Linked DNA regions of Homo sapiens: region 2 is linked to region 1. Evidence: chromatin loops called from intact Hi-C (ENCODE). Cell type or tissue: dorsolateral prefrontal cortex. All regions are shown on one strand.

Region 1 (5,000 bases):
GCAGATAGTACCAAATCCTATTTATACTATGTTTTTTCTTATGTTTTCATAAGTATGTTATCACATAATTAAATTTATAAATTAGGCTCAGTAAGGGATTAACCACAATAACTAATAAAATATAATTATAACAATATACTTTAATAAAAGTTATGTGAATGTGCTCTCTCTCTGTCTCTCAAAATATCTTGTAGTGTACTCACCTGTTTTCAGGTCATAGTTGACCTCTGGTAGCTGAAACTGCATGAAAAGTGCAACCTAAGATCAGGAAGGACTGCTATATAATGTTCTTTCCTCTAGGTTTGCTGTTTTTCTTGCTCTTAGTAAATGTGTAAGCTCCCAAGACCTGGACTGCATCTTATTTTTGTTTTGTTTTGCTTTTCATTTTACTCCCTTATTGGAATCTAAAATGAAACTAGACTAGCATCTCCCAAAGTATGTTTGGTGGAATTTTGTCAGCATTATTAAAATAAAGGTATGAATGAGTGCTTAAACACATTTGAGGAGTTAAATCCATTAACTTATTGAAGGATTTCTCAGAGCCTTTACTATAATAATATGAAATATAAACATCTAAGATGGAAATATGATTAGTACAAAGTATTTCCCAGACATATTTTGTCATAGAATTATTTCTTTAATATAAAATTATATTTTGGTTGGGCACATATACTTTTGGAGCGTACAATAAAGAAAGTGTGAAAGAAGAGGTCTCTCAAGACGTAGAAAAACTGTTTAATTTTTTGGAGCTGGAGAGGTTAGGATGGGTGTTGTCAGAGAAAAAAAATTATACACGAGATCATTTTTTACTTGAAGGAAGTATGAAATAAGGGAGAAAAGTCAAGGTTGCCCTATACTCTAGCAGTTGTGTAACAGTATGGAAAAGTTCTGAGAATTGCCAAGTAGTTGGCTAGGATACTGACGCATAATGTAAGAATTAAGGAAAGGGGCATAGAGTGGGCCCAAACATCCCATAAAGCAAGAGAGATGGGCATGAACAGGTAATGAAGGACCTTATGTAGAGACTGGACTTCACCTTGTAGGTAATGAGGGGTGACTACAGAATTTTTAAAAAGGAGAATGACATGACCTGATATGCAAATTAGACCGTTATTCATGTCATGTGGTACAGTGGAAGGAATAATTGGAAAGGTATGACATCAGATTCAAGAGCATCAGGTGAAATGTAAAAGATAGATAAGCTTTGATGTAAAGCAGAGGTATTGGGGTTGAAGGGAAGGATAGATTAGAAGGCTTATTTAAAAAGAGATATCATCAGGACATTGAGACATATTACATATAGAAGGTAGAAAAGAGAGAGAAATAGAAGATAATTTACAATTTTTAAAATTTGACCCCAGAGTAGAGGATGTATCATGAAATGAAACCAAGAATGCCAGAGGAAGAGCAGATTTTAGAATGGCAGGGGAGGGAGTGGGATAATTTCTGAGTTTATGTTGGAGTAACTGATTTTGAAGTATTTATGTTATACCCAGGTAGAAGTGTTTAACAGTCAGTTTGAAATAAAGATCTGATCTAGAAAATGGAAACTTTGACGTTTTCAGTGTAGTTGGAGTTGTGAAAATGGATGGGATTGCTCAGGAGAGGGGAGAAGAACACAGAGGACTGAAACACAGGTCCACCACCACCATATATGGGCTTTGGGGAGAGAGAGGTACCTACCGAGGATAACATGAAGCAGTGAGAAATTTACCACAACATTTAGCCCTTAGTAGCTTGGAGCTTCTATTTTCATAACTAAGTTATGAACTTCTACTAAAAGGGAGTCATGTCTTTTAAATACAGAAATTTGTAGTTCCTCTACAATGCCTAAGATGGTGTTGACCAAATAGCAGATGTTTTAAAATACGTATTTGATTAATTTAAAAAAAAAAAAAAAAGAAATACCCTATGAGTTACATTTGACCCCAACAGTCATGAGGCCCTGACCAGCAACTGAAAATAATGTGTTTATTTTTCCTTTCTAGACATAATGTTTTTAATAATACCACTGATTAGAAAACTATTCTGATTCTTGATATTTTAGGCAATAATCTTTAAAAGTGTAAAATCCTTTCATTTCTATCTCTTGCCACTAGATGGTGGAAGTAGCTGAGATGATCATCCTGGAAGCATCTAGTCTTGAGGAAGAAACAGATTTGTGAAGCTAAATTAGAAGCTCTTAGTTAATAAAAACATAAAGGTTTGGCAGAGATTTGTGACTTGTGCACAGCACATTGTGTTCCAGGACTAGTCCCTGGTGAGAGGAAATGGTTGAAATATGGCCTTGACAGACGCATTCTGAATGTAGGCACAAAATCTCCTGATCGAAATTCCATGCAAATAAAGCATTCCTTTCCTCAATTATCTTTAACTGGAAAGGGTACAAACAGCATACCCCCAATAATTCTGGCTATTTAGGCCAGATATTGAAAAGCGGGAAGAAAGGAATGTTAGGCATAGGACTGAACCAGCATCTCAAAATATAAGAATTCTTTTTAGAACCAAAGTCATCAAGGGTTAAGGCAAGCTTGTCTAACCTGCAGTGATGGGCCACCTGTGACTCAGGACAGCTTTGAATGGACCCAGCACAGATTCGTAAACTTTCTTAAAGCATTATGATATTTTTTGCAGTTTTTTTTTAAGCTCCTCAGCTATCATTAGAGTTAGTGTATTTTATGTGTGGCCCAAGACAATTCTTCTTCTTCCAATGTGGCCCAAGGAAGCCAAAAGACTGGACACCCATGGAAGGGGTTCTCTCTATGGGTTTTGAAAGATGAGTTTGTGTGATGAAATTCAAATTTTCTACTTCTTTTATGTACATAGTATTAATAACAATAATGATGATGAATTTTTTCTAAGAAATATTAGGTTATTAAAATCATAATAAGTTTTAAAAATAAGTGTTTATAGAAAATTCTAGATAAGTGTTAATAGTGATTATATGTAGCTGCAGATATTTCTAGAGTTAACCCAGTTACACAGAAATTTTTCTCAAAACTAAGATTTCACTATTGCCAAAACTTTCTGTAACAATTAGAAATAATGTACTAACACTCACAGAGGCTGCTCATCAATATAAGGCACTTATTGTTACTGTGGTTAAAGATGATATTGTTAGTGGTACCCTAAAATGATACGTAACTTCTACATCCCTCCCATATTTCTAAACAGTCTGGAATTGTAACCTTTTGGTGAGCATGTTTTCAATTCTTTTTTCTTAGCAAAGATAATCGGAAATTTTTCCAAACTCTGCAAAAATTAATTCTGAGACTGTTAGTGCTGTTGAATTTTTAACTCTTTCCCAGCTAATCCAGAAAAGTAATAGCATATAGTGGAAAGCAGATGGGCTTTAGAATCAGACTTACTTGTGTTTACAATGTAGCTTAGTTGCTTTCTAGCTGTGTCTATTAGTAAATCTATTAACTTCTAACCTCTTGGAAATAATAGTATGGAATTCACATTCCATGCTGTAAAGATTACTTGAGATAATACGTGGAAAGTCTGTAGTACTTGGCGCCTAGTAGTTGCTCAGTAAATGGTAATTATTTCACATTAAAAAAATAGAAAGTGTGTATGTATCTAAGAACAAATCTAAATTTAAGATTAGTTAACTCTTTGAGCTCTCAGTAATGATTGGAAATTGTTAAATCCTCATCCTTGATGTCCTTCAGAGAATAGTTTTACACTGTAGAACATTCCTATCTCAGCTAAGTAAGGGTGTGTTATTCAAATTATTATCTCTTCTGCAAAAGTGAATGTCATGTTGGTTAGCTCAAATTGTAGCAAATGAGTTGGGGACATTTTGAGTGGTCCAAACAAGAATTTACTAAAGCATAAAGAAATGGCTTTCTTTTGAGGCTAGTGATGGAAGATATTGGAACATATGCATAACCTTTAAAGATAATCAGGATGTGCAAGGATCATTTAGTGGACAGAAGCTATACAGCAAAACACTTATTTCATCTTGTTTAATAAGTATAAAAATAGTCCAGAAGGCAATTTTTAAATGCGTCTATTGGTATATACAAAGGAAACTTATGTAATCTTATATAAGACAGAATGTTGTACAAGAAAACATGGTAGAGAAGGTTGAATTGATTTTCTCCAACTCAGAGAGGAATTGCCAGTGTCTAGCAATCAGATTTAATCCTAATGCAGCTCCCAGGATACATTCTTCCAGTCCAGCTGACTCACCAAAGTCACTCTGAAGGCAGATGATTTGTTCCTTCTGAATTGGCAGAACACTGAGTATGTTAGAGTTTGTGGCCAATTTTGGGTCACAGGTAAGTTCATTTAAAATGCATTCAAGAGACAGTTACTGAAGTTCCTTTACATAGAACAGAACAACTCCCCACCTCCCACCTTGACCTTAAGGCCCATTAAGCAATAGGGCACATACAGAAGTAATGAGACAAAGTTAACTTGAAATTACAGTAATTGAAGTTACTCTAGACTGGTGTTCCAGAGATTTTCTGGTTTCAGGACTGGTGCTTTAGAGATTTTCTAGTTTCACTGCTTCATATTACATGTGAATAAATTTTTTCTTTTCTTTTCTTTTTTTTTTTTTGTTTGTTCGTTTTTGAGACAGAGTCTCGCTCTGTCGCCCAGGCTGGAGTGCAGTGGCATGATCTCTGCTCACTGCAGTCTCTGCCTCCTGGATTCAAGTGATTCGCCTGCTTCAGCTTCCCAAGTAGCTGGGACTACAGGCATGTGCCACCACGCCCAACTCATTTTTGTATTTTTAGTAGAGACTAGAGACGGGGTTTCATCATGTTGGCCAGGCTGGTCTTGAACTCCTGACCTCAGGTGATCTGCCCACCTTGGCCTCCCAAAGTGCTGGGATTGCAGGCTTGAGCCACCATGCCCAGCCCAAAGAAATTTAATTTAAAAACTTGTTTCTGATGGTAGTTTATTTTCTCAGTGGACTATAAGACATATTACCTGCTTTTAATTATAAACAAGCAATTTAAAACTATTTGAAATATCATTTCCAAAAG
Region 2 (5,000 bases), 140 kb after region 1:
AATTATAATGATTATAATTATAAATTCTATATAACCAATTTCTTAAAAATTTTATACTTTTGGGTACAAATGAGAACTATTCCAGGAGAGAGGTAATTTATGTACAACTTTAATGTAACCTAATAAAAAGGGTGACATCCATCACCTTTGCTGTATTATATTATTTAGATGTCAATCACCACTTCAACTCAAGGGGAAGGTACTAGGTAAATGCATGGACTCTAGCGCCCACCTGGGAGCTACTGGAAGCCTGGGGACGCTGCCCCAGTGTGGTGATGGGGGATGACCTGGGACTCAACTGCTTCCACCACTTCTTACTCAGAAGAGCAAGGAAGAGGTGGTGGGGAGTTCCAAAACGACATGAGTACAAATGGCCTGGAGAGTAATCAATTTAAATAAAAGAGGTTCAGAATCTTCTAAAGGAAGCTTACAAAAGCAGTGACTTCACAGAATAAATGATATAATCAAGAGTCTGTAAATAACTAAAAATATGACAATAAAGGCAATAAAGGCAAATAGCGTAGGAAAAACTCTAGGAAGGCTGGTGAAGTACTATATTTTTCAGGCCTACAAAGCAAACTATGCAAGACGATACAAATATAAAACAAATTTTGATGCATTTTAAAATGCATGGTTTGTGAAGGAAAAAAATCTATTTGACCTCGATGTGAGAAACATTCTCTCATGAGTGATCCAAGGTTCGTGACATTGGATTTGCAAAGAAAAAAATGCATCAACATATTACCTGACCTGGCACTAACAGTATTTACAAAACAATTATAATATGATGGCCATTTATTGATTTTCAACTTTTAGCAATATTGTGTAACAAAATGTAGAAAATATTGTTATGGTTGTATGACAAAATATAAATATCAACAATCTTAAAATTATAGAAGTAAATATTTAGCTGACAGAAGAGGGGATGTGGAAGGAAGAATGATGACTAATATTGACATTTTACAGATTGTGGAGTTGAGGAAGACTGTCAAATATTGAAATAAGAGAGAGATTTTTAAGAAATTAGTTACAGAGTTAACAGGACTCAAATAATATTATAAATATCAAACATACCAAAAGGATATAGTAGGAGAGTAGTGTGAGTAACTAAATCTTCATTTTTCATGTATAGAAATCAATAGATACTAAAGTTGACAAATAAAAAATTAGAGGTATACTCATATAAGGGTAAAGAGACACCCTAAAAAATAAAGTAAGGACAATTCCCAGAGGAGTGTTAAGAGTTAAAAAAATTGGCTGGGCTGGGAGAGTCTAAGCTTTTCTAGACAGCTTGCATGGAAATACAAATACATATATTCACATGCATTACTTTAAAAGTAATAAAAATAGATGTAAAAAATCCCTAAATTGGTTAAAGAAACGTGCTATTCTGAGTCCTTCGCTTATTACCTCTTGTGATTTGTCTCCTCCACAGTTAACTCCTTAGGGGTACGCATTGGTTACCTTTGAGGTAACTTACAGAATTAAAATGTTATTCAGTAGTAACAAATAACTGTGTCTTGATTGATTGAGCTTCTATAGCAATTTCCCTTCTAAATAGGAAACACAAAATTATGCGTGCATACAGGTCTCTTTATTGTTCATTTAAGATTTATCGAGCAATTACTATTTGCAAGTCTTAATTGTAGGCTCCCATTGGACTCAAGGTATATACAATCTTTTCAGTTTAATAAGTAGGCAGGTTAGGTTGATTATTTGATCAGTATCACTCAAATGTCTATTATGAGCTAGGCACTATTCCAGGCCCTGGAGATACAATGTTTACTACAACAGGGTCCTGGTTCTCTAGAATTGGAATCTACTATTAATAATTCCCCAAAGGAGGCACCACCTTATGCATACTATTTATTTGGCTGATTATGATGTGACAGTACTCTAAATATCTGTGGAAAGAAAAATAACCTTGTAGTATGTTTCAATTCAAATACTATCAAAGAGATCATGAGCTCTGGAGAAAACTACATTTCAGAGGAAGATGAATGAGTTTAATGGAAGTATGTTACATATTAGAAATCTCTAAAGCCTGAGGTCAAAGCATGAGAACAAGTTCTTTACCCTGTTCATAGAACTGAAATAATATTCATTTGGGGCTGTGACTTGTAGCAATGTATGGAAATAAAGACAAGAGTATGCCTCTTTGATTTTTTTTAAAACTCTTTAAAGAGATTAAAAAAATTTTACTGCTTTAGATGATTTAGAGATCTAAATGGGAGTGTTAGATTCGCGAATTTGTACCAGTTTAAGTGTGGAAGGGTAAATGTTACAGAAATGATTGGAGAAGTCAGTGATCAGGTTGAGCTGTGATAATTTTGAGGTCAGAGGCAAATTGGGAGTTATGCCAACAAAGAGTTTTTCTTTAAATACACATGATTTTATATCTTGTCATCTCCTTTTTCAAGAGCCTCCAAATATACATCTCAGTTTCTCCATCCAACCCCTGCACCTGGCACATGGAAACAGATGGAAGAATTCAAAATCTCAGTTAAAGTTGCCTTTGAATGTATCATGAACTCCTGTTGTGAAGTCTTGTGAATTAGAAACACAGTACCAACACTCTGCCACCTTGTGGCTTCTGGAGTCATTGCAGCACATATAGAGGAAAATCAGCACCCAGTTCCAGTTTTACTGGAACAACATGTCTTAGGTTTTTTGGGCAGATACTTTATTTAAAGGAATATGTAGGGTTCGTGAGAATGCATTTCGGAGTTATCTTTCTAATATATATATATTTAATATAGTTATCATGTCATTGGCTATAATTCATTAGCCTGCCACAAAATAATGTTTTCCAAATTGCAGTTTTAAGGATCATGAAATCTTTGAACTAAAAGGGACCTCAAAGGTTACGCAGTTCAGTATTTGAATTCCTTTTATTATCATTCTAATAGGAGGGACTGAAGTGTGAGCTTAAACATCTCTAGGGCAGCTTAATTTTGCAAAGCTTACTATCCCAACTATCTTCGACAACATTTATTTGAAGATTTATACATTTAACTAATGTTGCTTGGATAAAGCTCAAATTTTTCCATATGAACCATGAGAAATTATGTAAGAGTCTTTTAAAGTTGCATTTTCCATATTTATTAGTTCAGCACCAAGTATATAATAGGCCCTCATTAAATAATAGCCCTGTTTGGTTTTCCTATATTTAAATTTTTAAGATGTAGGCTTATAGATTATTAACGTTGAAATAGCTCTATGTTCAATGATAAAATGCTTTCAATAAATACACTTCCAGCTTTCCACATTTACTTTTGTTCTTTTTAAAAATTATTTTCTCATTGCAAAAAAAAAAAAAGCGTCATCGAGAGCTTCCTATACTAGATGCTAGAAAAAAAGACACAGTAACTGCTCTTGAAATTTTTTATCTGTTGGGAAACAATTTATTTGAGTATAAAAGTTTCAGCTGCTTGATGGAGGTATGTGAAAAGTGCAGTAGGAGCCCAATGAAAAGCATCTTGGGCTGTTAATGCATTCATTTTCTATGCTGCGTAACACATTTCCACGAACAGTCCCTTGAAACAAACCATGTTTATTATTTCACAGTTTCCTTTGGTCAAGCCCAAGCACAGCATAGCAGGACTCTCTGCTTCATTGTCTCACTGGCTGGAATCCAGGGCTGCAGTCTTACAAGAGGCTAAGCCAAGGACAGATCTAATTCCAGCTTACTTGGATTGTTAACAGAATGTATTTCCTTGTGGGGGTATGGCTGAGAGCCTCAGCTTCTTATTGGCTGTTGGCTGGAAGATGCCTTAGCTACTAGAGTCTGCCCACAGTACCCTGCCATGCAGCCCTCTCCATAGGCAGTTCACAACATGGCTGTTGCTTCTTTAAGGCCAACATGAGAGTCTCTCTCCAATCTTCTAAGAAGTGTGTCTTATATAATGTAAGGTAATCATGGGCATGATATCCCATCTTTTTTGCCATTTAATGTAACCTAATAAAGAGGGTGACATCCCATCACCTTTGCTATATTATATTATTTAGATGCCAATCACCACTTCAACTCAAGGAGAAGGTACTAGGTAAATGCATGGACAGCAGGGAACAGAGAAATAAATATTAGGCGTCATCTTAGCTTGGGGTGTGTCAGAGCTGAAGAAAACCTAACCATATAATCCAGAAAATCTTCTCGGGGGAATGGACGCCGTGCTAACACATGATATTTATGAGTAGATAATAGGAAAATGAACCATGCTAAGACAACAGCTTTGCTGAAATGTAGACAAGTGAAAGAGTATTGAGAAGGTAAGTCGGGGTCAGATCACAAAGGGCCTTCTTTTGTGAATTAAGGAGTATGCCAAAAGCCAAGGGAAAAATGGATGAATACCAGGCAGGAAGCACCATGGTCAGAGTTTCATGGTACAAATGCTATTCTGGCAGCAATGTGGAGGACAGATGGAAGGAGGTTAAGATGAGAGGAAGGGAAATAAATGAGATGCTATCTATAGTCCTAGAGTCATATGGAAGACTGAATTCAAGCAGTAGAGTAGCATCTGGATATGGGAACTTTTTTTTTTTTGTGACGGAGTCTCGCTCTGTCGCCTAGACTGGAGAGGAGGTGCAACTAATATGGTATCAATTATATAGCATTAGTGGTAGGAGAGAGATTGAGTATTTTTTGTGTATTTAAAGCCAGTAGACTTCTTTCAGGTGATATATGAGTTTTAATTTTTAATGATGCCATAACTAAAGAGCACTGAGATTTCTGTAAATGTGCTAAATTCCTTATAGAAAGCCAAATTGGTATTTAAGGACAAATGGTTATGATAAAACAAAACTTCTGAGACAAATACTCTCATCTACAGCCTGGCATAGGCTTGCAATGGATAACTGATCACTACCTTGAATGAGTAGACAAAGGCCAGGAGCCCCAACATATTTTATCATTTAACGTCTCATTCGACAGGAGCCTCTTGATTGTTTTCTACTTCAGTCCAATTTTAAAATGATAGTATAATCTTGGGTAATTTTTTTCA

The links. A loop is a pair of places that touch in the nucleus more often than their neighbours do. Peaks named below come from ENCODE experiments on the same cell type or tissue, not always from the same donor. Only the 100,000 strongest peaks of a DNase experiment are listed, where the experiment ranks them.
Region 2: it touches region 1 in a loop (5-fold over the local background); 54 of 110 quality-filtered maps call a loop at or near these places.

What each region holds. Positions count from the first base shown.
Region 1 is chr11:84,521,752-84,526,751 of GRCh38, reverse strand. All of the region lies in intron 7 of DLG2 (discs large MAGUK scaffold protein 2), which reads left to right. Among named protein-coding and RNA genes, the nearest start is that of DLG2-AS2, 890 kb to the right of the region's middle. In dorsolateral prefrontal cortex, CTCF peaks have their summits at 2,070 (motif pointing right) and 2,091 (motif pointing right); no DNase peak of the experiment used is centred here; H3K27ac peaks cover 618 bases.
Region 2 is chr11:84,382,415-84,387,414 of GRCh38, reverse strand. The region is part of intron 7 of DLG2 (discs large MAGUK scaffold protein 2); the gene reads left to right. Among named protein-coding and RNA genes, the nearest start is that of DLG2-AS2, 750 kb to the right of the region's middle. In dorsolateral prefrontal cortex, CTCF peaks have their summits at 2,388 and 2,587 (motif pointing left); DNase peaks (open chromatin) are centred at 2,564 and 3,634; H3K27ac peaks cover 2,192 bases.